Regions from separate parts of the Mus musculus genome. Here all the other regions are linked to region 2. A link is a loop called in an ENCODE intact Hi-C map of the cell type or tissue named here. Cell type or tissue: heart. All regions are shown on one strand. Links, peaks and the distances in the headings refer to the core of each region. The heading gives the core; the rest is flanking DNA. Region 1 holds the start of Gm26579 (predicted gene, 26579). Region 2 overlaps Myrfl (myelin regulatory factor-like). Region 3 has its middle 15 kb from the start of 1700030O20Rik.

Region 1 (10,341 bases), core at 890-8,889, 100 kb after region 2:
ACCCCCGTCAGATTGGTCTGTGGGTAAGCCTGTAGAGCATTTTCTTCGTTGATGACTGTTGTGAGAAGGCTCAGACCATTGTGAGTGTGGACACCTCTGGGAGAGTGGTCCAAGTTGCTATAAGAAAGCAGGCTGAACAAGCTATGAGGAGCAAACCATTAAGCAGCACCCTTCCCTGCCCTCTGCATAAGCTCCTGTATTTAGGTTTTTGCCTTGGGCTCCCTCAGTGATAGAATGTTACATATATATATATATATATATACATATATATATATATATATATATACACACACACATATATATAGTATATATATACACACACATATATATAGTATATATACACACACATATACATACACATACACATAAACATATACATATATAGTCATAAGATGAGGGCTGGTGAGATGGCTCAGTGGGTACGAGCACTGACTGCTTTTCCAAAGGTCCTGAGTTCAAATCCCAGCAACCACATAAAGGCTCACAACTATCTGTACAGCTACAGTGTACTCATATACATAAAATAAATAAACAAATCTTTCAAAAAATAAGATGAAATTGCCTTTTTCTGTACAGATTGCTTTCAGTCATGGTGTTTTATCACAGTGACAGAAATCCTAACTAAAAGAACAGATTATTCAGAAAAAGCTGTAAGTGGGAACTTTAAGATTTGGGGGTTGGAATTGTATGGGGGAGTCTGTTGATAACGTTTCAGAAAGATACAAAGCCTGGTTTTAAAGTCCCCAATTAAGCGCTTTTTTTTCCTGAATAGTAAGTATGCAAATACATTTTATACCCCAGATTAGAAATGGGTTACAGCTGGTTGGTTATTGGCCAAAGGGGTCCCATTGACCCCTAAAATATCACAGATGATTACCAATGCTATTTTTTTCCTTCTACAACCTAGTGGAAAGACCATGTTGTAGAAAACAGCACTCACTCACATCAACAAACGTGGGTAAATTGGCTGGTGCCCAACAGGAAGCTTCCTCCCTCCTGACTAGTGTTCACAGTGCCGAAGATACTTTATACGCTACCAAAACATGAAAGCACTCATCAATGTCGTTCTGCTACAAAACCTGTGAGCTACAATAGTGACCTGATTGCAAGGTATGCCGACTGGAGCAACAATGGCACAAGTATCACCTGAGTAACCAACCACTTTTTCTAGCCCATTCCATGAGCTAGAACAGAATGCCCCAGAGATCAGTGTATTGTGGACACACACACACACCCCACTAGAGAAGTCTGTTCTTGCCGTAGATAGTAATTAACATTAAAAACATGACTGGACAATGTTAAGGAAGGACTCAGTCTTTGGAGTACTCAGCCCTCACTTGGATGTCTTTATTAAACCATCCTCCTCAAGGCTCACGGATCTATGCAGCAGAGAAGGGAGAAAGATCGTAAGAGCTGGAGGTGGGGGTTAACTCTAAAGAAACAACATTTTGCAGGCACAGTAGGGGTGATGCAGGCATGAACTCACAGAGGCTGTGGCTGCATGCACAAGATCTGTACAAGTGCAAGCCAGACAACACCCCAGCACGGAGATGGAAAAGTGGGCACAAAGAAGCACGTCCAACTAAGAAGCTGTTTGCAATCCATAGATGCCCAGAGGGAAAGATCAGTTTTCTTCAATGAAGAGACAGTAGGTAGGTGTACTGGCTGGTTTTGTGTGTCAACTTGACACAAGCTGGAGTTATCACAGAGAAAGGAGCCTCCCTTGAGGAAGTGCCTCCATGAGATCCACCTGTAAGGCATTTTCTCAATTAGTGATCTAGCTGGGAGAGCCCAGTCCATTGTGGGTGGTGCCATCCCTGGGCTGGTAGTCTTGGGTTCTATAAGAGAGCAGGCCGAGCAAGCCAGGGAAAGCAAGCCAGTAAGTAACATCCCTCCATGGCCTCTGTATCAGCTCCTGCTCCCTGACCTGCTTGAGTTCCAGCTCTGATTTCCTTTGGCGATGAACAGCAATGTGGAATTGTAAGCTGAATTTTTCCTCCCCAACTTGCTTCTTGGTCATAATGTTTTGTGCAAGAATAGAAACCCTGACTTAGACAGTAAATTAACTACACTCTCAGGTAGGCTACATGTTTTGGAATATTTGGATAAGTCAAAACACTCCATGCTTGTCTTCTCATTTTCTTTTTTCTTTCCTTTTTTTTTTCTTTTCTTTTTTCTTTGTTTTCTGTTTTAAAAAAAATTTTTTAAGAGAGAAAAGAGCTATGACGTAGGATGATTCAGGAGCAAGTGTATGAGGGGAAAGAATATGGTTAAAATACAGTGTATGAATAATTTTTAAAGATTTATTTATTATTTATTATATGTAAGTAGACTGTAGCTGTCTTCAGACACTCCAGAAGAGGGAGTCAGATCTTGTTACGGATGGTTGTGAGCCACCATGTGGTTGCTGGGATTTGAACTCCGGACCTTCGGAAGAGCAGTCGGGGGTGCTCTTACCTGCTGAGCCATCTCACCAGCCCATGAATAATTTTTAAAATAAACATACTTTTAAAGAATAGAAAGATGAATTTCCTGGGTGATGAGCATTAGTCACTAGTGGCCTTGCCTTAGAAGAACTGCATCTGAAGAGGAAAGTCATGTTACCGGATATAAAAGAAACACTCTTTGAGCAGTGGTGGCGCACGCTTTTAATCCCAGCACTTGGGAGACAGAGGCAGGCAGAATTCTGAGTTCGAGGCCAGCCTGGTCTACAGAGTGAGCTCCAGGACAGCCAGGGCTATACAGAGAAACCCTGTCTCGAAAAAAAGAGAAACGGACAAAAAGAAAAAAAAGAAAAGAAAAAAGAAAAGCAAAGAAAAGCAACACTCTCCCAAAGTCCATCCCAAATCAACGGCTTCCTCATATGGATCTCATATGAATCATGGAAAACTAAATGCGTCATGAAACCTCCAGATGGACAGAACCAAGAGATGTGGACGCTAAGCTATCATCTGTTATTAGCAAGAAATGTATCCACAGTCTACAGATATAAGGAGCTTTATCTATACTGTGAAGAAATGGCTGTGAAGGGACACTGTAACCATGGCAGCTCTTATCAAGGAAAACATCTAAGTGGGACTGGCTTATATTTCAGAGGTCTAGTCCATTAGCATCATGGCGAAGCATGGTGGCAGGCAGACCTGGTGCTGGAGAAGGGGCTGAGAGTTCTACCTCCGCCTCTGCAGGCAGCAGGAAGAGAGAGATGCTGGGCCTGGCTTGAGCATTTGAAACCCCAGTGACACATTTTCTCCAACAAGGCCACACCTACCTCAACAAAGACATAGTAGTGTCCTAAGACCACTCCCTAAGCATTCAAATCTACGAGCCTATGGACGCCATTCTTATTCAAACCGCCACAGAACAAAAAAAAAAAAGACTTTTAACTTTTATCTTCTTCAAAGTTTTGTTTAGGTATGGCTGTTACCCTCTCATTCTTCTTACATGGTGCAAAACCTGTCCTCGGAGTCAGGTAGATTTAAGTAACATGCCAGTTTTATTAGTAGGTGTCTTCTACCACCTTAAACAAGACGATGATCTCAGAGACTTAGTTTCTTCATCAGGAAAACAAGCAGATCAGTGTATCTATTTATAAAGTCCCATGAGGATCAACTATGACGACATCTAGAGAGTCTTTGATGTGGCTCCCATCACAGGAAATCATCCAGCTGTAACGATGGTCTCTTCCTGCTTTGGTGTGTGCTATGGAGTTGTGTGCTTGAAGAGGCTCTTGGCTTATGTTTAAAGGGAAGTGGAAGTTGGTGGAGTGAGAGAGTTAAAGGGGCTGGAGGGAGCAACTGTAGAACGCTGCACAAACTTCCAAAGGGAAACCTGCAGGATGATAATTGTAAAGATATCTATAAAGCTGAGTTACTAAGGCAGGGCTGGAGAGACGGCTCAGTGGTTAAGAGCACTGAGTGCTCTTCCAGAGGTCCAGAGTTCAATCCTAGCAACCACATGGTGGCTCACGACCATCTGTAATGGGATCTGATGCCCTCTTCTGGTGTGTCTGAAGACAGCTACAGTATATTCATAAACATATATTAAATAAATCTATCTTTAAAAAATATTATATGCAAAATAACTGGCCAAAAAAAAATGACATAAATTCTTCACAGACCTGTCTTGGAACATCTTAAGTTCTCCAGCAACTGTTGAGCATTCATATCTGTTGTTTTAAATAGTGTCATTATTCAGCCTTCATCTGAATCTTCTGTATGGACGTTGCTATGTCAAAGACTGTGAAATTCTAAGATTATTTCCATATATCAAACTCTCTCTCTGAGACAGAGCAGAAAGATTCAAGTTAGGAATGACAAGTAAAAATTGCCACAGAAAACAAGACTTTTAAAGCAAATTATAAATTCACTTTCTTAAATAGACATATATGCAAACATATATTGGAGTATACAGATATGGTGTATATATTGATACATATACCATTTTCATATATATCAATTTACATGGACATAAATATATGTATATTCCGCTGGGCTCATCTCCCTCCCAAGTTTTCATACAGGATAAGCCTTGATTACTGCTAATGGCTCCCAGGTGTCCCAATTCCTTGGGCTCTTTCTGTGTTCCTTTCAGATCTAATTTCTCTTGCAATTTAGTCTCTCAAAATGAGACTGTTTCAACCGGCCTTGATCTAACATATGGTTGGCAAATATCCAACAAGAACAAACAGCTTAGTTATATAATGCAGAGACCACAGATGTGGCCTCTACTTAAATGACCTTAAACGGATCCCAGGGCCTAGAGGCTGAAGGCATGCTGAGACACCAGATTAGATACTTGCATTCGTGGAAATCATTTGTGGAAGGGTGCTTTAGCCCCAATTCACTCCACTGGGTATGAGTTTAAGTTCAGTAGACTTCTAAAGAAGGCTGGTCATACACATCTCTTTTTAGAGTTGACAAAGGAATTAGAAGTCATGTAGTTCAGTCACATCCAAGTCACACATATAAATCGAGAGGACTCTTGCCTCAGGACTTACCTTCCTCTATCAGCAAACATCTATTCACTTCCTGCTTATTGATCATATGATTTTTTTAAATCTATGATTATACTTATTTGCAACACTGAATGTTCCTAATCTGATCACTGAATAAAATCTTTTTAATGTACGATTGAGGTAATTTGGAATTCTTTTATTCAGGTGGGGGGTCTTAGTCAGGGTTTCTATTCCTGCACAAACATCATGACCAAGAAGCAAGTTGGGGAGGAAAGGGTTTATTCAGCTTATAATTCCACACTGCTGTTCATCACCAAGGAAGTCAGGACTGAAACTCAAGCAGGTCAGGAAGCAGGAGCTGATGCAGAGGCCATGGAGGGATGTTACTTATTGGCTTGCTTCCCCTGGCTTGCTCAGCCTGCTCTCTTATAGAACCAAGACTACCAGCCCAGAGATGGTCCCACCCACAAGGGGCCTTTCCCCTTGATCACTAATTGAGAAAATGCCTTACAGTTGGATCTCATGGAGGCATTTCCTCAACTGAAGCTCCTTTATCTGTGATAACTTCAGCTGTGTCAAGTTGACACAAAACTAGCCAGTACATGGGGGCTTGTGGAAAATGAAGGGGGGGCACATATGTGTGCCTATGTGTGGAGATCAAATCTAGGGTCTTGGGCATGCTGGGAATTGCTTTACCACTGAGCTTAAAGACTCAAGTCCTTAAAGACTATCATGTCTGATCATGGAGGATTCGGCCTATACGTTCCTTTTTTGTGGTGTCCTTATTAGGGTGTTGTGGTGTCCTTCACAAACTCATATGTGGAAGGCTTGTTCCTCAGCTGGAGGTGCTATTCTAGGAGAACACCAGAAATTTTAGAAAGGTGCCTAAATAATTCGTCATAGGCATAGCTTGAAGAGTGTTTTGACCTGGCGCCTTCCTGTTTGAGTCTCTGTCTCCATCTCTCTGTATTCTTGTCCCCCTCCCCTCTCTCTCCAACTCCTCTTCCCACTTCTGGCTATTATGAAGTGACAGCATGGCTTTGTCAAGCCCTTCTACTGAGATGATCTGCCTCCCACGGTCAAGCATGAGTAGAGCTACTTAGATGGACTGAACCCTCTAAGCCACGGCACATAATAGGTCCTTTTAAAAGAAGTAATTCTATGTGCAAGTTGTTTATGTAGAATATTTGTTGCAGTGATAACAAACACACACACACACACACACACACACACACAAGCAAAACTGCTGACAGACACATGGGACAAGACTCTGTCTATGTAGGGTGCATTTGGAAGCAAGACTTTTGTCCCTACTTGGTAGACTAGTCTGAGAAGTGTTGCCATTAGTTTTGTTTTGTTTTGTCTGGTATAATTTAGGCATGAGCTAATCTGGCCCTGAGCTTCTCTTATTGAGAGACTTTTCATTCTGTCTCATCACGTTTGACCTACCAAGAAGTCTAAATACCCATCTCGGCTTGACCTTTGTACCTGATATAAAAGTCTAGAAATTTGTCCACTTTTTTCCTAAATGTTTCAGTTTGGGGTGTATTCTTTTTTAAAATATCCCTGATGTTTGAGTGGATCCCCGTGGTGTTTTCTGTAGTGTCTCCTTTTGTCCCTAATTTTATTCTTTCAGTCTTGTCTGTCTTAGAGCTAGTCCGGCTCAGTGTCTTTCAAGCTTCGTATTTTCAGAGATCTTGAAGATCTTGAAGATCTTCAAGATCTCTGAGAACAAGCCCATCAGGGCTTGTTCTCCAGGACCACGCAGAGAGCAGGGGCTAATTTACCATAACAACTACAACATGAAAACACACCCTGTCCTTTGGGTTGTTGCTCTAAATAGAAACAGATGCAGAGACCCACGGGTTCACACACTCAGGAATCCCATAAAAACACTAAACTGGAAGCCATAATATATACCCAAAGGACCTGTAGGATAAAAAAGAAAAAAAAATAATTACAAATAAAATTAAAATAGAAAAATATATTACATATGTGTGTGTGTCTGTGTGTGCATGCAGCAGCCAAAAAATATGATAAAAATCAATTTAAAACAACTATACTAACAAAACCAAAAAGAAAGAAAAAGGGAAAGGCAAAATCATATATAGTAAGCTAAAACGTTAAATACGTGGTCAAAATTAATACAATTCAAGCAAAAAATTTTAAGCAGAGAAAGAAAAAAGGATTTTTTTCAGTGAAAGACAAAATGTCATTGGTGAATAGAGATAAATAACAACAAATGAAAGTACGAAAGATAATAAATAAATCAAGACTTTCTTCTAACCAAGAACATTTTCGAGTATTTTGTTGGGAGGGACCTGTAGGCTACAGGAAGCTAGTGGTCCTTTCTCCCTGCTCTCACCAAGCAGACTGAGGCTAACAGGCAGAGTGAGCTCCGCCCGTGTTTCCCAGTGGACCAGTTAAGAGTACATCTCCCGTGGCAAAGCTGCAATCACCCCATAAGTTCTTTGTAGTCTCGCCCAGAGCTAAGGCAGCAATGCTCTCTTTTGTGGTGTGGAGGCAACTCGAGTTCTTATACACTCCCTTAGACCTTCAGTCTGTGCCCCTAGGGCCACGGCAAATAACCCAGACAGAGTTTATCCATGAATGCCTCAAAGAGCTGGGGAATCAAACAGACCACTGAGTCTTGTACTAAAAGGAGGGGTGGTGGGAAGTTAGAAATTTGTTTTCTTTAGTCTCCACACTCTCGGATCCTGCCCCCAGATTAAACTCCACATTGTTAGACCTACCCTCAACACCTACCACACAGCGTGGGACCAATCACTGTACCCCCCACCAGCCTGTTTTTCCCATGACTGGTACTTCTTAGTGGGTCTTTAACAGACGTCCCTTTCTTTAGCTATCTCTTGTGCCCAACCCCCAGTCACGGGGGCAAGGTGTCCCCAGGAACCGTAAATTGTGGTTGTTCCAGAGTCTCTGACCTTATAGTAGCTTAGCCTACAATCAGATTCGTTCTTCAAAGGGGTGAGGTGGATTTCTTCTTACAGCTACTTTGTTGTGCAGGAGAAATCACTTTAGGGCCAAATCTTCCTACTGACTGGTACTCTTAAGGAGGCTTCCTCCTCTGCTGTGAGGAGACACTATGACCACAGGAACTCTTATGAAGGAGAACATTTAGTTGGGGCTGGCTTACAGTTCAGCAGTTTAGTCTGCTAGTGTCATAGCAGGGAGCATGGTGGCAAGCAGACAGATGTGGTGCTGGAGAGGAAGCTGAGAGTTCTACATCCGGATCTGCAGGCAGCAGGAAGTGGATGTCACACTGGGTGTGGCTTGAGCATCTGAGATCTGAAAGACCTCCCACAGTGACATACTTCCTCTAACAAGGCCACACCTCCTAGTAGTACAGCTTTTTTTTTTTTGAGCCTATGGGCAGGGGCGGGAGAGCATTTTCATTCAAACCATCACATATACCCACTGTGAATATTCTTTCTTTCATATCTTTCTTTATAACTATACAATATCATGACAATTATTAAAAGATTTACCGCTTTTCCCACAGTATAGCATTTATTTTTATAATTGCTATACCAGGAAAAAAATGCCTGGTGTAATATGGTCTAAAATATCTGCTTAATGAATATTTTTTCTGTTTATTTATGCCATGTTTCTTTGCAGAAAGAAATGAGTATGAATTATAGAAATCCAGGCAGCACATTTTTACAACCTGAAAGGGAATATAGTCATTTAGTGTAGGTAGTTGAATGACTACCGATATCACAGTTTGAGTGTGAAATGTCCCCACAGAACTTGTGTCTACAGTTGGTTGTGTTGTTTTGTGTGTGTGTGTGTGTGTGTGTGTGTGTGTGTGTGTGTGTGTGTGTGAAACTTTCAGGACATGGGGTCTGGTAGCCAGAGGTGAGTCACAAAGGCAGACATTAAAAGGGTATGTCTTCATAGCCTGTTTTCAATCTCCTTGGTCTGTTTTCAAATTCGGTTGTCACACGGGGAGCTCACCTCTTATGCCTGTCTACACAGCTGCTCTCTGGGCCTTCCTTCCCTGCCTTGTCAGAGTGAGTGGTCTGAAGCCCTGAGCCCAAACACAGTTTTCTTCCTTTAATGAACTCTCCAGAGTATTTTGTCACAGTTGAGAAAACTGACTGATAGAGAAAAACATCTGAAGAACTCAGGTGTAACCATTGTGGAGGGAAGGCTGTGTGGTATGGTACTTTAATCCCAGTGCTCAAGAGTCACCAGAGGCAGGCGGATCTCTGAGGCCAGCATGGTCTAGAGAGTGAGTTCCAGGACAGCTAGGGCTACACAGAGAAACCCTAACCCTGTCTTAGGGGAAAATGGGGATAACAGGAGAGCCACAGTATTCTAATTTTAAACTCAATCAAGAAAAAAAAAAAAGAAATTTCAAAAAAAAAAAAACTCCTTGAAACTTTAAGTGTGTGTTTTATGTGAAATATAAAGATAGTTGTTTAAATTTCAAAATACTGGAAGAAATAGAGAATATTCTTTAGTTCCTATACTGTACTTCTGCCACCAGTATTCCTAGTTCTAAACCACCAGTATGCTAATCAAGTGGTCAGCCATTGCATTACATGGCTGGTAACAGGGAGTGAGCTCTTCTCCTCCCATGACAAAAGCGGCTGCCAACAGGTCAGTCCTAGCCAGAGACAGAGACAGGATGTAGGCACATTTTGACCTGAGGCTGACTCTCCCATGCTATGGATTCTTCTAGACCAGTGGTTTGTAACCTGTGGGTCATGACCCTTTTAGGAATCGCATACCAGATGTCCTGCACATCAGATACTTATATTACAATCCATAACAGTAGCAAAATTAAAGATAGGAAGTAGCAACAAAATAACTGTATGGTTGGGGGGAGGAGGGGAGGTCACCACAACACAAGAACCTGTATTAGCCGGCTTCAGAGTTAGGAAGACTGAGACCACCGCTTTAGACCATCAGCAAGTAATCACAAATAGTCTTCAGGGTCAACTCAAAAGAAAAAAAAAAGCAACTGAAAACAAGCAAGTAGGAAGGAAGTGAAAGAAAAATGGAAAAACCAAAAGAGAAAAGAAAAAAGAAAGATAGTATCAGGAAAAGCAGTCTGGAGAGGCTGCAACAATTAGATACAAAGAAACATGGACTGCTGGTTGGTAGTCACGGCAAACAGACAAACATATGGGAAATGGTGGGCATGAATCCTGAGAGATGAAAAATAGTGGGAGACTGTGACTATACTTTCAAAGCTTTGAGAAGAATCTACCTTCTCATAATGTTGGTGATATTTTCCTTAGAAAGAAAAGCTACAGAGATGCTGTGTCTCTTCGGCCATTTTTTAAGTCCTCTTAATTCAAGTAAGTTTCGCACAGCGTCATTATCTGACTTCTCTTCCACATTTTTCTAAGTGATTT
Region 2 (10,341 bases), core at 794-8,793:
GCCACCTGCTTGCCTGCAGGCACTCTGCCCCTGCAAGAGTTACCCCCTCTGGATCCCTGAGCTGGAATAAACGACCCATCCTTCTGTGAGCTGCCTTGGTCATATATAGATATAAAATCACCGTGAGAAAATACTCATGAAAAGCAACTTACAAAGGAAGCTCTTATTTTGACCCGTGGTTTTAGAGGAGTCAGTCTATGATGGAAAGGCCTCATTATTCTGGCCTAAGAGAGGCAGGTCACCATGGCAGCAGGGATGTATTTAGAAGAGGCCATTCACCTCTTAGCAGTGAGGAGATAGGAGATAAAGAGAGGGGGCTTGCTCTCAGTCTATTGAACGGTGCCGTCTACACTCAGGGCAGGCCTTTCCCTAGCAGGTGCTGTCCCACATAAGAGCCATCTTGGAAATGACCCTACTGACACACCCACAAGTGTACTCTACCAATCACCTAGGCTACGGCTTCTTTTCTACCCAGTATCCTCTTGTCTGAGAAATTTCAAGTGACCCTAGGTATATAAACCTATTAAGTAGTCACAAATCCAGAACATTTACCGATAAATATGTGTTTCGAGAAATTCATTCAAAATAATTCTGTGATGTTCATATCATACTGATGAGTCATACGTTTATCTTAAAACCATTAGGTGGATCACAACCGCCTTTAACTCCAGTTCTGGGGGATTTGCCACCTTCCTCTGGCCATTCACACACAGGATCATACATACAAAGAAAAAAGAAAAGGAAAGAAAAGAAAGAAAAAAAAAGATTTAAGGCCGGGTATGATGGTGCACGCCTTTAATCCCAGCACTTGGGAGGCAGAGGCAGGCGAATTTCTGAGTTTGAGGTCAACCTTGTCTATAGAGTGAGTTCCAGGACAGCCAGGGCTACACAGAGAAACGGTGTCTCGAAAAAACAAATAAACAGAAAAAGTCTTTGCTTCCTTTTATGGAATGGTGTGTTTCTATAAGAGCAGAAAGCTTTGCAGTCAAGTGAAAACAAACTGTAGTCTCAAGTGTGAGCGGAGGGGGCCATGGGCACGTGAGTTGGCGTTGGGTAGCAACAAAGCATCATGGGATGTTCAGAACCAGCTCTGCAGTGGGGGAGCATGACAGAGTGACATCAAGTGAGCCTAAAACACCCACAATCCAGTAAGCATGTGATTTTCAGTTGTGCACTCAGAGCTCTTATTATTGACAAACACTTCTACAACTGTCACACTCATTTACGTGACCCCCATGAAGTCACAGTTTAAGAATCTATGGCTGATTCATTTCTCAATGGGACTGAGTTGACAGCCAAGGTTATCTGGCACACTACGAAGTGATTGCTCTCAACATCTAATTTTTAAAAGATTTACTCGGGGCTGGAGAATGGTGCAGATGTTAAGAGCACTTGTTGCACTTCCTGAGGACCCGGGTTCAGTTCCCAGCATCCAGATGTTGATGTGCAACCAGGGGATCCGTTGTCCTTTTCTCACCTCTTCAGGCACGGGCGCGCACATGGTCTACATACAGACACATGCAGGCAAACCCTCATACACATAAAGAATATAAACAACTTTTACATAATAAACAAGTTAAAATGTTTGTTGTGTACAGCCCTGACACCTGAACAGTTGCCTCTGTTGCTTTGGAAATGCCATTTTTCTACTGCAGACAGAGTGACTGCCCTGGCTTTGTCCCCACCTCAGTAATCCTGTAGCTGGCTGGGTCCCCCAACCCCTTCCTGCCTTACAGTTTAGACTCAGTTGTTTTTCTCCATGAATTTTGCTTTGTGTGATTCTAGGATGGCAGAATGGTGGTGCAGAGACTCAGTCTGGACAGCAAAGCAAGCCCTTGTACTATTCTTTATCCTTTGGGCTCGCCTGCCTTATCCCTTATTCTCTGCTACTTATCCCCTGTATTCATCTGCCAAGAAGGGACAGCCATCCTATTGGGCTGTCCTTGGGTGCTCAGAATAATATCTAATAGAAAATAATCAGTGAGAAGTTGGTATAGATATCATTATTATCCTTCACTACAAATATATATCATATATTGGATATATGATTGATATGGATATATTATATGCAATATATAACATATTATATATCATATATTGTATATGTATGGATATAGATATATCCACATCATTTAATAACCAGGAAGGAGCACCCAGTCCATTGTATAGTCCTGCTCATCTTCGGGCACCTCCAATGCTGTTTGTATGAAGACTAATATTCATTATGCCTCTGTATAGTTTGTTTCTATTTATTTTCCATCATTTTCACTCACTCTAACTATACACTTTGAGCCCTGCTATCTCATTTAATAGGATCTATTCTGTGGGAGAGAGGCCATGGAATGGTCAAGGTAGATAAAGCCAACGGGAACCATGCAGCCCTGGCTCCACACCCCACCGATACCTGGACCAAATTCCCAACTGACTATTCCCCAGCTTCTCGCCTTACTCTTCTCTGAGTTTCCAGGTTTGGTTAGAAATCAGATTCCAACATACACATGGTTGCTTCATCCTCGTTCCTGGATTCAGAGTGTCAGTTTGTAATGATTTTTTTGGTTTTACCCAGAAATAAAGGAAATCTGATCTTGGGCTTGGGCTGGGCGCAGCTGTTGCCTTCGGGGCTTGTTCTCACCCAAGTAGAACTGGCATCAAAACACATGACCAGGAAGAGTGATGACAACTCACTGAAAGGACACTTAGGCCTGTCCCCGGAGTTACGAGTCCTCTGTCACTGGCTGTATTCACACACCCACACCCTCTAATGACATGTGTCCATTGTTTAAATATTGCGTCAACCATGCCAAGAGTGACCCTGAGGGACCTGGGTCTAACAGCTTTGGTTAGCAACATTTTTGACTCAGGATCTAGATGAGAAATAAAACTACCACTAGCTTCTCATTAATCAGAGAGCAATGCTTCCCTACTACGATCCAGGCTGTCCCAGGAGCTATAGAGGGCCCAGAATGGAATAGAAATAAAACCAAATTCAAAGTTAAGGGATAACCCAGAGGTGCTACGCTTTGGGCATGAGGGCTGATGTGTATCATTGACTGAAGAGCATGTGTGTCCACACTGAAAGGGGGAAACTGTGAGCTCTGGGGACTTCTAGGATGATGGTGTGGTCTCCTCAGGCTGCCAGGACACAATCCCACGGATTGAGTGGTGTAAACTACAGACATTTGTGGGGGAGGGTGACAGTTTTGGAGGCTAGAGGTCCAAGATCTTGGTGTTAACAAATCTGGCTCCTTTGGAGGTCTTCCCTTTGCCTGTAGAAGGCCACCTTCTTGTTAAGTCCATAAATGGTATTTTCTTTGCTCCTGTGTATGTGCCCAAAGCCACCCCTGGTGTCTCCCTGTAATCTCCTGCTCTGATAAGGACAGCTGTCAGATTGGACTAGAGGTCTTCTAAACTGCCTCGAATTCTCTTGATCCCCCTCTTTAAAGGCCATATCTCCAAACAGAGAGGCATTCTGAGGAGGAAAGTATTGGGGTTTCAACATGTGTTGGGGTGTGTGTGACTTTCCTGTAACAGACGACTTCTTGGGTGAGGGCAATAATAGACTAGAGTGGGAAGAAACGGGATAGGTGTGGGTAAGTGCTACAGCGGGAGAGGGGGAGGGGGAGGGGGAGGGGGAGGGGGAGGGGGAGGGGGAGAGGGAGAGGGTGGGGATGCATTCAGCTCTCAGCTCAGTCAGCTTCCTATCATCCTGAAGGAGCCTTCCTGACTGACAGATGTTTTTATTCTTTAGAAGACAAAAGCAAATCGTTCCTGACAAGCAGTGCGCTTATCAGCCCAGACTGGGAAAGTGACTGTAAGTTGACATTTAAGTGACACTCTTTTGGATACTCTTTTTGCCCTCTGAGACTAGGCAGCTCCACAGCCTTAGGAGCATTAGTGGGGTGAGAAACAGGAACAACATGACAGTCATCCTACCTGCCACCCCGTCCTGTCACCCACCACCACCACACAGGCAGGCAGGCAGGCAGACACACACAGTTACACAAGCACACACACATAGACACACAGACACACACAGGCACACACAGACACACACAGATACACAAACATACAAATACAGAAACACAGACACACACAATACACAAACATACAAACACACAGACACATATACAGACAGACACATACAGACACATGCAGACACATATACAGACACACAGAGACACACACAGGGACCTACACAGACACAGATAGACACAGACATACACAGATATACAAACACCAAGACATACACATACATACATGTACAGATACACACACATACATACATAGATACACATACACCGATACACACAGTCACACATACACACACATCATACACATACATACATACATACATACACACATATGCATACATACATACATACATACATACACACACACACACACACATCCACTGTGGACACTTCGGTGGCCATGTCCTATAATCCTTGTCAGCCTGAGCATTAATGAGGCATTCAGGATGGTCACCTGCAGCCAGATAAGCTGTGGTTAAGTTCCAGGATTTTAAAACATCTTTGAAGTTCCTGCCTTCCTCCTTTGTTCTGACTGTATTTTTAGTTCATTTTTTATTTCCTGAAGTAGATTGTGTGTCACATCTTATGCCCCATCTCTAGTAAATTCCAATTTAGGAGGACTTCTGTAGTCCAGAAATTATTTTGGGTGTGATGGCACTGTTCCTAGGAGTCTGGATTTTTATTGACAAATTAAATTTCTTACAATTACTCATCGCCCCCAAACAAGCACAAGAGCCTGGCGCAGACGTTCCCCTCCTTTTCTCATTTGAGCATGGATGGGATGCATCTGTCCGGGACTCTCTTGGTTTACATTCTGCAGTTTGGGCTGGAGCAGGAACGCAGCACGTTCTCCCTGCACAAGAGTTTATTTCCTTTCCTCTGTTCATCTCATTGCTGTTCTTTTCTCCTTAATCCAGGGATCGACACAACCATCGCTTCCATTCAGATTGTAGAAATCCAGCAAATGATAGACCGTCGGTACTGCAGCAGAATGCTCCACTGCGGGTGGGTAAGCCTCCCAGGATGCTCTGGCTGCCTCTGGGATTTAGTCAGCATTATACTGTTGAGACCAGAATGAAAATCAAAGCTTCATGTTGAAATCCATGTGCGTTTACATCGTTCCTTAAGTAAAAGCACACTGAATACACAGAAGATGAGGGAGTCAGAAATGGTGGGTGTTAGCACAGATCAATAAGCTACAAACCCCATGGTCCTGATCTCCTACCTCCTTGTTTAATGGCTACACCCGAAGCAAAATCCTAGGGAACAGACTGTCCCCAGGGGCACACAGCAATGCTCTGAGTGGCTAGTTGAGTGAGTTGACGTTTGTGAAACAGCAAAGGGTATTATTTTAATTGCTGTGGAAGTCCAGCTCTGCTTAGTGTAGCTTTTATTCGAGGAGGCAAACAATTGCCCAGATACAACATCCATCCTCAGTGTGTGTCAACACACACACACACACACACACACACACACACACACACACACACACACAACGGCAGTGATGCATCTAGACATGGAGAACCCAACTGACTGCAGCAAGCACAAATGCAAACTGTAGACATTCAGCATGGGAAATGTTTCTTAATTTGATATGTACCTACTGGGTACCTAGAGGCGAGACGTTCCTTTCAGTTGGGGTCACACATGGGACCTATGGATTTTCAGGCTCAGGCTTTTTTTCAACCCAGTAGATTAGACTTCAAGTTGATGTTCCTACATTATAAAAACAACATATATTTCAAAATGACTTCTGATGCCTATCTTTTTTGTTTGTTTGTTTGTTTTTGTTTTTGTTTTTCGAGGCAGGGTTTCTCTGTATAGCTCTGGCTGTCCTGGAACTCAGTTTGTAGACCAGGCTGGCCTCAAACTCAGAAATCTGCCTGCCTCTGCCTCCTGAGTGCTGGGATTAAAGGCATGCGCTACCACGCCCGGCTTCTGATGCCTATCTTTATGACCACACTGAACTCTTCCATCAGCACTCAGAAGTCGATGTTATTGTCTCTACTTTGCAGTTCTGTGCGAGCTAACGAGCTTGCTGTAGGTCACACCTTTAGTGAGCATCCCAGACAGATGTTAGTTAGTTACTATGACAGAATGGCATCATGAAGATGAATCATGTGACTCAGGTCCAAATCCTGGACTCAAGCAAAGTATTTGTCCTCATACATTCAGATCTCTCTGTCAGATGGGTTAGTATCAGTTACAGAGAAGCAGCAGTCTCATGTCTCCCCGTAAGATGGGAAGTTACCAAGAAGGGAAGGTGTATATCGGGAAGGGAATTCCGTGTGTTTAAGCATACCAGTTGAACTATAGGCTCTGATCCTAAGGCAGATACTGTGTGTGTTGTGGGTGGGGGTGTGTGGCAATAATGTTAAGCTTTTATTCAGCTTTTTTTTTTTTTGGCATATAATTGACAAGCAAAAATTAAATATATTCCTGATACACAAATGTAATGTGCTTTTTTTTATACCTTAGTATATAGCCCATATACTAAGCTACATTTTTTAAATGTAGTGATAAATAAAAATTGTGTACGTCCAAGGTTCACAATATGATGCTCTGATATTCTTAAATATTATAAAATTCTGACTTTCTCCAACTCCCCATGTTTTTTTTTTTTTCACATTTTGACAATTAGTTTAGTATCATTTAAAGAGAATCTGAGATGGCTGGCTCTTACCCCCCTTTGTCTGGTTTGTGTTGTTTTTCCATGCCATCCATGGGGGCACCAATCAGAGGGAGGGCTTGATTAAGTACAGACATGCCATTCGATGGAGTTGTTCATCACAGTAGCAATCAGTGGGCCACCCTCTTCCCTCTGAGCATCTCTGGTTCGGGAGGTGGACCTAGGATAAGCAAGTCTACCTTACAATTTCCTCTATTCCTGAGCGGTAATCAGGGCCATCATAATTATAACCGATTTGGGATCTAAATGTACACATTTCCTGCTAAAATTCTTTAAAAGGGAGAATGGTTTGTGCTGCGTTATCTCACGTGGCCCTTCCAGGAGAATTTTATGTTTACTTCGTTTTTCTCCTGAAATTTGTTTCTCTGTGACCAAACTAATTTCCTGTGCATTTGATTTTGTGTATTTTGGTTTGGAATTTGACTTTCCGTATTTTATATTAAGGCACCTGCCAAGTTCACTCTGACACTGGGTAAGTTTGTCTCTGAAAACTACAGACACGGGAGATTAAACCCAACTTTCTAAATTTATCATGTGTCATTTTGCAGTTTACATAGCGTGTGGTCTATGTCAAAAAAGAAATCCTTTTGAAGCTGTTGGGGTGTATTTTGACTTGTGATTTTATTTTCTTCTAAAATTAGGCCTGGGCACTATAATTATAACATTCCTGTTAATAAGAACACACCCACCAACGTCAAATTCTCTCTGGAAATCAAGTAAGTGTGTGGTTGTAAGAAACAATGGTGCTTTCTCCTTCTCTGAGCAGTTAGTCTGAATGCAGTCATTGTTGAGTGTGTTGGGAGATAAAGTGCTGTCAGTCTGTGTTAACTGACAGACAGTAAAGAGGTGAGATCGTCCAGGATCCTTCAGGGAATGGGAGCGCTGGGAGCCACACTCCTGCCTGGAGGAAGTTCACATGGTAGCAGCAAGCGCAGGGCTCCCTGACTGGCTCCTTTGAACTGGGGTTGAAACGCCAGTATCAGCATGTCCCCCGGGTGGGAGCGGTTGGTACACCAGTATCAGCATGTTCCCCAGGTGGGAGCTGAGCATCTCAGTGACATTCCATCCCGGTGGGAATACATATGCCCTTTGCTTAAGGGCAGAAAAAAAATGAGCCCAAGTTTTGAGCTGGGCAGACCAGGATTCAAATTCTGTCTGTTGCGTCTTCATTTTGTGACCTCGCAAGAGACGGTCACTGTCTCAGGGCTACCATTTCTCCACCTATAAAATGGACGTCACATAATACCATGGCACATAGAGTCGTTATGAGAAATTGTTAACACTGACAAAATTAGTAACTGCCATTGACTGATCACAGAGTACCAGTAAGATAGTGCACACACGAATACTGGGACATACAATCCTGCCCTCCCAGGATGAGTTTCTTCCTAGCTTATGCTTGACAGGCAGGACGTTAGGGAACGCAGGTCAGACATGTGTTCTGGGGCTGGAGAGATGGCTCAGTTGGTAGAGTGCCTGCATACAAGCATGAGGACACAAGTTCAATCCCCAGCACCCACACAAAAGATGGGTGCAGTACTTCTTGTCTGTAAGCCCAGCGCTGAGGAGTCAGAGACAGGAGGACTCCTGAATGCACTGGCTAGCCAGTCTAGCCTTGGGTGAGCTCTGGGCCTCCCTGTCCCCAAAACTAAGGTTGAAAGCAATAGAGGAAGACACCCAACATTGACCCAGAGGTCACCTCCACATATGCACACCATGAACATGTAACACACATAAACGACACGTTTTGAATTTATAGCTAGTAAATGGCAGAAACAGGCTTCACGTGTGGCTCCCGGCCATTCTTTTGCCTATTTGTAAGAGGATGGGTGTGTAAAGACAGTGAGTGCCCCTTCCTGAGCCACAGGGCACTCAATGAATAATAAGCCTGCTTTATAACTGCAATCCCTCTAAAACTTGAAAACGTTATAATTGAATCATTCTGTAGCTCAGAATTCATTGTGTATGTGTGTGTGTTTGTGTGCATGTGCGCATGCGTGTGCACGTGGCGGTGTGGACCAAACCCAAGCATGTCAGGCAAGTGCTTTACCACTGAGTTTCCTGTCCGTGGCGTGGGTATTTTCAGACAGTGAGGCTCAGTCTGGCCTGGCAACCCTCCAGCAACTACCTCCTGAGTGCCAGGATTCTAGGTGTGTGCTGCCCTATCTGGCTTGTCACCTCATACTTTCAATAATCAACTTTCAGCCCACTTCACTCAAACTTGTGCAAGGAGCCTCTCCTGTGAAAGCTTTATTCCATTTCTCAATTCCAGTCTCACCCCTTGCTCCTGCGTCTTCTGTTTCCCTTCCTCTATCCTCTCTGCCTTCCCTGGCTGTGCTCCCATCTTTGACCATTTGCCACCTCTGTCTCTTCTGTCTCCTCTGGGCTTCATATCCCTTCCCTCTTAGTTTTACTCATCAATGGAGGAGTGCCACTCAGCCCAACTGCATGCTGTGGAGAGTCAGGCTGAGCAAGCCATGGAGAGCAAGCCAATAAGCAGCAGCACCCCCTCCCCCACCCCCCACCCCATGGCTCTGCATCAGCTCCTGTCTTCAGGTTCCTGCCCTGTTTCAGTTCCTGTCCTGACTTCTGTCAGCGATGAACAGCATAGTGGGAGCATAAGCCAAATGAACCCTTTCCTCCCCAAGTTGCTCTGGTCATGGTATCCATCAGAGCAATAGTCACCCTGAGTATGGCACAGCCTCAGGGAGGGTTAGCTCTGTGCCCACTAGTTAGTTCATCTTCTTATCAAAATGTAGTCTGCTAGAATCTACTAACTACTTTTGCTCTCTTTCTTCATCTCTTCAAGCACAACAGAGCCACTGATAGTCTTCCAGTGCAAATACACGCTAGGGAATATATGTTTCCGCAGTCAACGGGAAAGAACCCAGAGCGATGGAGAAGATGCTCAGATGACACAGGTAATGTTTCCTGGCTCCTTAACATCATGTCCTGGTTCCAGCAGAGGTTATTTAGGACTACAGCCTCTGCTCCCTATTGAGGGAAGGATGCCTGGAACCAAACACCAGTGCCCCTTCTTAGCTGAACTTGGCCACCTCGCTTGGCTCGGCATCTTCCTTGCATCCTTAAGAGACCACAGACTGTTCTAGCGACATAGATCAAAAACCGTTGTCCTAGAGCCTCTCCTACAGTTGTCAAGGGCGTGCCTCCCTAGCCTGCTCTCCTTCCAACTGAGCTGTAACATGTGAGCTGAGATGGGCGTGTCTCCTTCATCTCTTAGGGATACCAGCACATTTGGAGGCTTCCCGTGGCCCGGTTCTCCGACAGCGCATACCATTTCCGGGTAGCCGCACCAGTAAGCAAGCTCCCCCCACCACCCCACCACCCCCGCCATTTTTCTTTTCAGTAGGAAATTAAACTCTCAATAGATAAAAGAAACACTAACGATAGTTAACTTTCACACTGGTCTTTCTCTTTTCTCTTTTCCAGGATTTAGCCGACTGTTCGACGGATCCTTTTTTTGCTGGGATTTTCTTCACAGATTACTTCTTTTATTTCTATCGACGTTGTAACTAATTTGCTCAAGTTTGAGGAGGACATTACCACAGAAAAGCACTCAGGGACAAGCTTAACAGAAGCTGCTGTTTCTCTCACAACTTC
Region 3 (10,341 bases), core at 1,668-9,667, 68 kb after region 2:
AGGAGAACTTAGGCCCTTGCATAGTATATGCATTATCACTGAGCCTCGCCGTTTGTTGGCACATCACAGTGACTTCCACAAGCATTTCTAGCCTATATGGTGGCAGCTGACAAGCAACACTATCATGTATAGCAATTAGACAGGAGAATTGATTGTAAAGATAAAAGTATATCAGGAACCAAGCTTTTAAGATAACATGATGCCTATAACTGTTTCATCTGACTGGCTAAGCAGCTCTGGGACTATGTTATCCCTAAATCTAGACATTGAACGACAAATGGCTGTGCCTGATAGTCTATGTTATTTATACAGAGGAAAAGAAAAAGTTAAAGTGTAAATTACGTGTGCTGGCTCTCTGTCAGAGTTTCTTTTTTTACACTAATTAATAACAACATAAAATTTAACTATAAGTGGTCACGTGTCCTATATTGAACTTGAGTCAAATAATTCCATTCACCAACAAAACAGGATGAGTCAGAAAATAGACACTAGTTCATAATGTATGAGTCTGCAAAGATCAGCATTCCATGTTTGAGCCTGTTATTCTGTTAAGTGGTGGAAGCAATCTTCGAAGGCTGGAGAGATGGCTCAGCGGTCAAGTGCCCGTGCTTGTCTGACAGAGGACCTGAGTTTAGTTATCAGCAGTACCATCTGTAGCCCAGTTCCGGAGGACCCCATATGTTATTCTGCCCTTTGTGGGCAGCAGGCACGCACACCGTGCACATACAAACATGCAGACAAAATACTTAGAAATAAGCAAATCTAGAGACCTTTGCATCAGCTAGCAAGTGGAAGATCACAAGCTGTCTATCATATCTCACTCACAAACCCATGCAGTCTGGGCTTTGTCTGTGTAAGGTCTCACTTGGGGAAAGAGTTCTGAAGATGCTATGAAGGCCTTCACTAATGAGCTAGAAGTCCTCTCCAGAGAGGACTGTGGAAAAACGGGTGTGTTGCGTGGAAAGGCAAAGCTCCTTCAGCTGTGGAAATGATAGATTTGAAAAGCCAGAAATGAAGGTTCACTTGGTGCCAATAAGAATTAAACTTGCCAATTTCAATATTGCTCTTGTGCCTGAAATAACGTATGCGGTGGTCTGATTAAAAAGCAGAACCAGCAAGGTGCCAGGTCCTCCGTTAAATTCTTCTTAGCGGCTTATCTCATGTAATCTTTACAGCTTCCCGGGTAGTTACTATTCCAATACCACCTCACTGATGAGAAGGGAGACCGAAGCCAAGGGAATTTAAATTCAGACGCGTGGCAACACATCTACCAATTAACAGAGTCAGCACTCAAGCTCAGACAGTCCCTCTTAGTTATCACACTATATTAATTTAGTTGACAAATTTATATTGCATGTCGATCACCTGTCAGGCCAGTTGGCACTAGATGTATAAAAGAGGTAAAACTCTACTTTCGTGGGGTTTATACATACGTGAAAACAGAAGAGATTGATTTTGAAAAGAAATGCAAAATTGTGATCTGTGGATGGTGTGGATTGATGTGTGTATAAAAGATAAAAAGAGGGGGGATATGCTCTATGGGGGTGTGATGAGGTATGGGGGGAGGGGGTGCCTCCATGGGCCCATGTTGAGGTATCCCTTCCCCTGAGGGACCAGCCACAGGGTGGCATAGTATAGAATGGAGTTTATTCAGGGCATGGGGAGGGGAGTTAAGAGGGTAGTAGAGACAGAGAAGGGAGGAGAGAGAGAGAGAGAGAGAGAGAGAGAGAGAGAGAGAGTAGAGAAATAGAGGTTGGCCATGAGCACATGGATAGAGAGGGGGGAAGGGAATTGGGACAGAGGGGGGAAGGGGCAAGGGGATAGAGAAGTAGCAGGAAGGCAAGAGCAAGAGAGAGAGGGGAGGGGGCAAGCAGTCCCTTTTATAGTGAGCCAGACACACCTGGCTGTTGCCAGGTAACTGTGTGTGTGTGGGCATATCTGGCTGTTGCCAGGTAACTGTGGGGTGGGGGGAGCTCAGACAAAATGCTAACATGGGTGACAGATGTAGCTCATAAGAAACCCTCAAGGTTTAACGCATAACCAGAAGAACAATCATATAGTCTTCAGACAACTGGAAACTGAGAGCTGTGATCCATGGAGAGAGAATGAAATGACTGCACAGGCCACACTGCCTGCTTTTCCTATGTGCCCATCTGGACTGTGGGAGAGTGTTAAGGATGGGATGCCCAGGCAGAACACAGCCTTCTCCATGCGTTCTCCAACTCTTCTCAGAGATGTTGGAGGTTGGGAGGGTGGGGAGAATTCTCAGGACAGATGACAGGGAAATCAGAATCGTTGTCTAGAGAAAACAGTCCATCACCTGCATAGAGACCTCTTGAGCTCTTGGTTGAACGTGAAATTGGGTGTATGTTGAGTAAAGTTTCCTAAGAAGAGCAGAGAGAATACTAGCAAGGTTGCCATATCTAGTACATAAGGAAAAAAAAAAAAAAACACCATAGGGAATTAGTTAAATTTAAACTTCAGGTAAATATGAATAATTTTTTTAGCATCAGTATGTCTTAACTATACTTTACTACCAAGAGATGGAGAAGAAACTGGATCTCATTTACACCAGTATTCAACTTCCAATTTACCTTCATGAAAAGACAGAAAAAGCACCTGGGAGATTCAGTCTCTTGGCCATCCACTCCAGAAAGACCAAAAGAGCTGTAAAGCATAAGTGGAATCCCAACAAAGCCATGGAGGTTAGATGAGATAGCAAAGGTCGCAATGTAGATAGAAAGAGATGTCCAGGCTCCTGAGCCTTCCGTAGTAAGAAGTCCAAGGATAATGATGGATTCACTGAGAAAATAAAAGATGACTGTGACTGAATGAAGCCAATCAAGAATGTGTGGTATCTTAGAAGTTAAATGAAGAAGATATGACAGAGAGAGAGGGGGTAGGAGGAAGGGAGGGAGGGTGGGAGGGAGGGGGAGGGGGAGGGGAAGAGAAAGGGGGTGGAGGGAGGGAGAGCAGAGGGAGGGAGGGAGGGAGGGAGGGAGGGAGGGAGGGAGGGAAGAGAACAACTACACTAAATGCTCCTGAGAGTATTCATTGGTGTCAACATCACTGGGCTAGTTAGGGAGAGCAGTCCCATGCTAATCATGGAGTTAGGAGCTTGACTGCAGTAGGTTAGCCATGACAGAAGCGGATGACAGAGACCAGGTACAGGCAAGCCTTAAGGAATGTTATTGCTGAAAGAAGAAAAAAAATGGTGCTGTAGTTAGGAAAAATAGAAACAGAATGGGTTGCTTGCACTTTGTGAATGAACTTAGGGACTTAGAGAAAACATGTAATAAGAAGACAAAAAAAAAATGAATGTAGGAGATGGAAGAGGTATTTGCTGGAGTGGTGCCTTGCATGTGTAAAATGGACAAGGAACTTATTCGGTATGCTAGCTAGTTTTATGTCAACTTGACACAAGCTAGAGCTATATCTGGGAAGAGGAAATCTTAATTGAAAACAGAAGTCTTCATAAGATTGGCCTGTAAGCAACCCTACAGGGCATTTTCCTGATTGGTGAGGGATGTGAGCGAGCCCAGACCATTGTAAATGGTACCCCCTCTGGGCTGGTGGCCGCAGGTGCTAAGCAAGAGTCTTAGTCACTGTTCTAGGATGGTGAAGAGGCACCATCACCAAGGTAACTCTTGTACAAGAAAGCATTTAATTGGTTTGTGTACAGTTTCAGAAGTTTAGTCCATTATCATCACAGTGGGGAGCATAGGGGGTGATGGTGCAGTAACTGAGAGCCACACTCTGACCCACAGGCTGAGCGCAGGAAAGAGAAAAACACACTGGGCTTTGTGTGGGCTTTGGAAAACCTCAAAGTTCACTCCCAAGGACTTCCTCCAACAAGGCCATGCCCCCCAATCCCTCTAATCCTATCAAAGAGTTCCACTCCCCACTGACTAAGCTTTCGAATATATGAGCCTGAGGGGGCCATTCTTATTTAACCCACCACATAAGCAGCTGAGGCCAGGGCAGTAAGCCTTCCTCCATGGCCTCTGCTTCAGTTCCTGCCTCAGATTCCCTTCAGGATGGGATTGGGACATGAAAGTTGGAATAAACCTTTTCATCTCCAAGATGCTTTGAGTCAGAGTGTTTTATGGCAGTGATAAAACGCTTAATTAAGACCGTGGGCACACTTCTCATCTCTAGTGGGAGGCAGGGACTGTGAGGGCAGACACTGCCTTGGAGAGCCCTGCGGGGGAGGGGAGAAGTGAAGACAGGTTCCTCAGAAGGCTTCTTAAGGAATTGGGAGAGGAGGCCTTTTGTCCGGGCTCAAGCATAGGAACAGAGGTTTGCTGAGAACACGGGGTGAGAGGAGAAGGGGGGATTGGTAGTTTAGGAAAGAATAGTGGTAAACAAACAAGAAAAACATACAACGAGCTCACCATTTGGTGTGTACAGCCATGAATTTAGAGTGGGGACAACCAGAGAATTGGGTGTTTTCCTTCAGCCAGAAGCTGTGCACCAGTAGGTGAGGCATGGGTCTAACCAGAGTCTGTTCCTCCCCTCTCTCCTTCTCCACTTCAATGTTGTATATGAGTGTGTGTGTTTGTGTGTGTGTGTGTACATGTGTGCATATCTGTGTGTCTGTGCACATGTGTGTGTATGTGTGTATGTATATGTGTGTACATGCATGTGTCTGTGTGTCTACACCTGTGTGTATGTGTGTCTCTGTGTGTGTACATGTGTGCATTCTGTGTGTCTGTGCGCATGTGTGTGTATGTGTGTATGTATATGTGTGTACATGCATGTGTCCGTGTGTCTACACCTGTGTGTATGTGTGTCTCTGTGTGTGTGTGTGCATGTGCATGTGTCTCTGTGTCAGTACCTGTGTATATTTGTCTGTGTGTGTGTCTGTATATGTCTGTGCCTGTGTGTCTGCCTGTGTGTGTATATGTGTGTGTGTACATACCTGTGTATGCATGTGCCCATGTGTCTGCGGCTGCAAGCATGAATGCACGTATGTGGAGGTCAGGTGTCTCCTTCAGTCACTCTATCAGTTATGAGACAAGCTCTCTCACTGCATCTGGACTCACTAGCTACAGAGATCTGGGATCCTTCTTTCTTTGCCAGGCCCTCGTGCTGCCATTACAGATGGAAACACCACAACTTAACTTCAGATCTTCCCTCTTTGGCAATCACTTTCCTTCCACACTGTGTCATCTCTGCAACCTTAGGCTTGGTGATGCCAAGCAAATGCAAGGGGAGGGAGGGCAGCAAAGGAGCAACAATCCCCCAGGCACGATGACAGATGACTGTGCCTGCAGAGGTTTTAAAGCAGGGGAAGAAGAGAACCAAAGGAATTGGGGAAAGGCTAAGGTCCAAAAGGCATTATTGAAACTGACATTAGGGAGAAGCCAAGAGGTAGGGGGTAACACTGAACTAACAAAGGGTTGGTGACTATTAGTAATACCATGGCCAGAAGTGCACGTGACAGACAGATACTTCAGGGAGTTTGTAGGATCCTGTTCGGGTATGGTGAAACTACCAAGAGTTGTTAGGATGGCCGTGCTACGAGACAACAGCTTTTGGTTTAACCAAAGTCTTTTCATCAATAGACGTGAACTGTGAGCATGCTGGGCTGGCAGCTGCTGGGTTGGCGACGACTCAGTCAGACATAGTTTGACACAGTAGCCTCCATTCGAGCTGGTCTTCAGAGGTCTTCAAGTTTATCCTGCAGTGGGAAGTGGAGGTTAATTTAGGAAAACTAGCTGCTGGCAGACCTCCCAGGGTGAGGGTTGGCTTCCAGCAGGGAGGAGTCGTTTGGCCGGGATCCTGAGAGAACACTGAGGTAAGGGCTGGAGTCCAAGGTTCCACAGGTCATCTGCCTGAACCGCCAAAACCTGCACTCCAACTCCGAGTCCCCAGTGGGGACGAACTAGGCAGTCCCACCCCTGAGTGACTGCGGAGATGGAAGAAGAGAGGAAGCCCACGAAGCTGGGACCCTCATCACCAGAGGAGACACTGGAGTCTCCCAAGCTTGGGGCTTACTGTCCCACAGAGTTGGACTGTGAGTGTTAGGTCACTACACTGTCCCAGCATGCAACAGCAAAGGAGAAACTGACATCTGCTGCTCTTCTTGCCCAGCTAAGCCGCTAGGGATACATAAATATTCTCTCAGATCTAGGGTATGTGGGGTTAGGCCTTCCACTCTGTGTGGGGCCCCATCATAGACGTGGTCAATCTCTGTTCCCTCTTTTTCTTTTTTTCTTTTATATATCCGGAAGGAAAGAAGGAAGGAAGGGAGGGAGGGAGGGAGGGAGGGAGGAAGGAAGGAAGGAAGGAAGGAAGGAAGGAAAGAGAAAAGAAGGACGGACATATATTTTCCTTCACCGTACATCTTGGATTACATTTTGGCATTTTGTTTTGTTTGTTTTGTTTTTCCAGTCGGGGTCTCACTCTGTACCCCTGACTGGCTGGAACCTGCTGTATACTTCAAGTTGACCTTGAACTCATCTCACGGGCTGGGATTAAAGACTCATGCACCGGGCCTCAGGCTCGGGCTGGAAGAATCTGGTGATATCTTGTTTCATAAAGGTTGAAGGAACTGCCCTGAGAAAGCCTCCCGAGGAGAGAAACTGAAAGGCTGAAGGGCCTTGTAGCGCCAGCAGTGGGGGGTTGGTGAGGATGGTAAACAAGCAGCCACCCATGCATCCCTCATTTCCCCCAAAGGCATCTGGGATGTCATAGTTCTGCTCATTCAGCCCCAGAGATTTGTTTCTGTCCAGCCTCCAAAGAGTTAACACTGGCACTCAGTACCCTGTTACGGGTGATGGTGATGCACTCAGTACCCTGTTACGGGTGATGGTGATGCACTCAGTACCCTGTTACGGGTGATGGTGATGCACTCAGTACCCTGATACGGGTGATTGTGAGGCACTCAGTACCCTGTTACGGGTGATTGTGAGGCACTCAGTACCCTGTTACAGGTGATTGTGAGGCACTTAGTACCCTGTTACAGGTGATTGTGATGCACTCAGTACCGTTACAGGTGATTGTGAGGCACTCAGTACCCTGTTACGAGTGATTGTGAGGCACTCAGTACCGTTACAGGTGATTGTGAGGCACTCAGTACCCTGTTACGAGTGATTGTGAGGCACTCAGTACCGTTACAGGTGATTGTGAGGCACTCAGTACCCTGTTACGGGTGATTGTGAGGCACTCAGTACCCTGTTACAGGTGATTGTGAGGCACTCAGTACCCTGTTATGGGTGATTGTGATACAGAGCACTTGATCATTTAACTTAAGAACAATGGATCTCAGATGCCCGCTATTCTTCGGGAGCCAATGAAACATACTCGCCATTTAAAAATCAATGACAATAAAAGTTTGGTTATTCCAATAAATAGAAAGCAATAGGATCCATTGGTGTTTTGTTTTTCTAGTTCATTTCTATTGCTAAGATAAAACACTCTAACCAGATGCAACTCAGGAGAGGAAAGATTTGATTTGCCTTACACCCCCCCCCCCGCCCCCCGCCCCCCCCCCCCCCGGGGCACAGTCTACTCTTGAGGGAAGTAGGCACAGGAACCTAAGCAGAAGCTTGAAGAGAAACTTTAGAGGAACTCTCTCATACATAACCTACATCATGCTTACCTACCTGTCTTACACAGCCCAGGGCTACCCACCAAGGCAATGGTGCGGTCTACATTGGACTGGGATTTCCTACATCAATTATCAACTAAGACAATTCCCCACCCTCCAACATATTCACAGACCAGTCTGCTCTGGGAGATACTTTAAAAGAGACTCCCTTCTCAGGTGATCTAGGCCGTGTCAACTTGACCGTTAAAGATAACCAGGCCAGTTACTGATGATATTTGAAGCAGAATATTTATAATTCAGATCACAGTTGTGTGAGGTCTAGCATAGAACTGAGCCATTGCAAGACTGCTGACAGATATGACATCTTACAGCATACTACGGTCTGGTGGTCCTCAAAGTCAGGCAGGTATGAACTGGTACCAGGTACCATCTTGCTGAGCACAGGTAAGGCTCTCACAGGGTTTCTTTTCCAGAGAATAGTGACAGATGGCAACATTAAAGGTCATTTTGAGCTACTATGAACATTTTATTGTAGCGGGAAATATTAAAAAAATGAAACTGCCAACTCTCAGGGGGGCTGGAACATGCTTCGGGGCTCTTGCTGGCCCGCCAACTCTCTGGCCACATCAGATTACAGGGCTCCTGCTGGCGCCACATCTCTCCGGCGCCCCACCCCCATCCCCCTGAGTTCCTCTTGCTACCACGGAACACCCCCACACACCCCATGGTTAGCCATCACATCACAATACCCAGTACCCCCGGTAGAATCATGACTCCTTTGGTATTTTTGTTTTTGTTTTTGGTTTTTGTTTTTGTTTTTTTCTGAGACAGGGTTTCTCTGTGTAGCCCTGGCTGTCCTGGAACTCACTCTCTAGACCAGGCTGGCCTCGAACTCAGAAATCCGTCTGCCTTTGCCTCCCAAGTGCTGGAATTAAAGGCGTGCGCCACCACTGCCCAGGGAATCATGACTCTTAATGCTTAATTAACCAAACAGATTTATGTATCAGATATCGCAATTTACAAGATATCAATACAATAATTTCAGAGCCAATTGGTAATGATAAAATTTTTTTTTCTTTTGATAAAAAGCTTTTTCCCAATATTTCTAACCTTGTGAAATCATAGCTACTTGTAGCTGCTAAACCCCACTCGGGTACACATCCGGAACCATCTTCCTTCTCCTCCGACTCTGAGAGGCTCCCTTTGTCTGAGACTCTTAGCTCCTCCTCCCTTTTTCCAGTCCAATCACAGGCCTCCCACTGCCCTAATGTGATTGGTCAGGGAAAATCCTGCAGCATTTTATTTTAATACACTACTTTAGAATAGGGGCTAGAATTGACTCAATGCCTCACGAATGACAACTAGTACTATGAACTAGATACTAGTACTAGTATCTTAGAGTTTCTATCATTGATAAACCGGCATGACCAAAAGCAACTTGGAGAGGGAAAGGCTTATTTCATCTGACAGCTCTCAGGTAACAGGCCATCACTGGAGGAAGTCAGGTGGGGATTCAAAGTGCCTAGTCCTGCCATAATTGATGTGCATGGGGCGTATTTGGGGGTGATAAAGGGAGGGCTCCCCCTTCTCAGAGGAGAAGGCGAGGAGACAGGGACTGAAGCAGAGGCCATGGATGAATGCTGTATGAGGACATGGGCTTGCTCTATGCTCATGGTGGCCCCGCCCACAATGGGCTGGGTGGTCCCACGTCAATCACTAAGAAAATATACTACAGACTTGCCTAAAAGTCGTTTTTTTTATAAAGGTTGCCAAATAGATCTTATTTATTCTCTTCCCATTAATTTTTACTTTATATCCTGATCCAGGTCCCTCTCTCTTCCAAAACTACACACACACACATACACACACACACACACACACCACCCTTACCGCCCCTTCTCTGAGAAAGGGGAGCCCCCCACTGGGTATCATCCCCACAGACAGCCAACACATCAATCACTGAAGGGCTAGGCACATCCTTTCCCACTGAGGCCAGATGAGGCGGCCCAGTTAGGGGAACTGGATCCACAGACAGGCAACAGAGTCAGGCACAGCCCATGCACACTCCAGTTGTTGGGGGATGCCCCTGAAGACTGAGCTGCACATCATACATACGTGCAGCGGGCCTAGGTCCAGCTGGTGTATGTTGTTTGGTGGTTCAGTCCCTGGGAGCCCCCAAGGGTCCTGGTTAGTGTGACTCTGTTGGTCTTCTACAAGCCGCTCTTATGGAGCCTTCTTCTCAGCTGAGGATCCCTCTTCCCAAACGACTCTTGCTTGTGTCACGTTGACATAAAGCTAGCCAGGACAACAAGCTACAAATGGGCTCTGTACCACAGGTCCAGCTCAATGTCCCATGGCTAGGATGAACTTTTCCACCCACCGTTGCTTGCCATTAAAGAGAAAAAATGAATCCTCAGACAGCTGTTTTCAGGTGAGTTTCTGATCATGTGAGTCACTGTTTGGAAGCTTGGATTGGTAGCTTGGAAAACTACTCCAGTCATGGGTAACAGTATCTATTTTTTTTCTTTTAATTGAAAAATAGGGGACTTTTATGTGTTCCTACTATACCTTGTTAGCGTCTCTGCTTCTTATTAATGTAGGACCTTCTAGAAGGATAGGTTCATCACGACCTTAAGTGATATAGACAATATTTGTCAACTGGAAGGCTTGTGTCCCTGGCTTTATTTTAGGCCCCAGACCTCTTAGCCACAGATATGCCACTACTGCTGAAGGGCTTTTCTAAGCCACGACAGAACCGTGAAGAATATTCTAGCTTCCTCCCGTGG

The links. Peaks named below come from ENCODE experiments on the same cell type or tissue, not always from the same donor. Only the 100,000 strongest peaks of a DNase experiment are listed, where the experiment ranks them.
Region 1: it touches region 2 in a loop (2.1-fold over the local background); 2 of 42 quality-filtered maps call a loop at or near these places.
Region 3: a loop joins it to region 2, with 2.2 times the contacts of the local background. A loop is called at or near these places in 4 of 42 quality-filtered maps.

The regions. Positions count from the first base shown.
Region 1 is chr10:116,672,440-116,682,780 of GRCm38, reverse strand. Gm26579 (predicted gene, 26579) reads right to left here and starts at 8,190. Exons shown (of 4, transcript NR_152731.1): 1 at 7,900-8,190; 2 at 6,769-6,883; 3 at 4,118-4,278; 4 at 3,478-3,828. In heart, for the core only: a CTCF peak has its summit at 4,016 (motif pointing left); no DNase peak of the experiment used is centred there.
Region 2 is chr10:116,776,644-116,786,984 of GRCm38, reverse strand. It overlaps Myrfl (myelin regulatory factor-like), which reads left to right. Exons shown (of 25, transcript NM_001033333.3): 20 at 3,749-3,811; 21 at 4,949-5,036; 22 at 7,362-7,436; 23 at 9,530-9,641; 24 at 9,962-10,036; 25 at 10,171-10,341. The coding sequence ends at 10,257. Among named protein-coding and RNA genes, the nearest start is that of 4930579P08Rik, 53 kb to the right of the region's middle. In heart, for the core only: no CTCF peak of the experiment used is centred there; no DNase peak of the experiment used is centred there; H3K27ac peaks cover 661 bases.
Region 3 is chr10:116,709,037-116,719,377 of GRCm38, reverse strand. No RefSeq gene overlaps it. Among named protein-coding and RNA genes, the nearest start is that of 1700030O20Rik, 15 kb to the left of the region's middle. In heart, for the core only: no CTCF peak of the experiment used is centred there; a DNase peak (open chromatin) is centred at 5,757.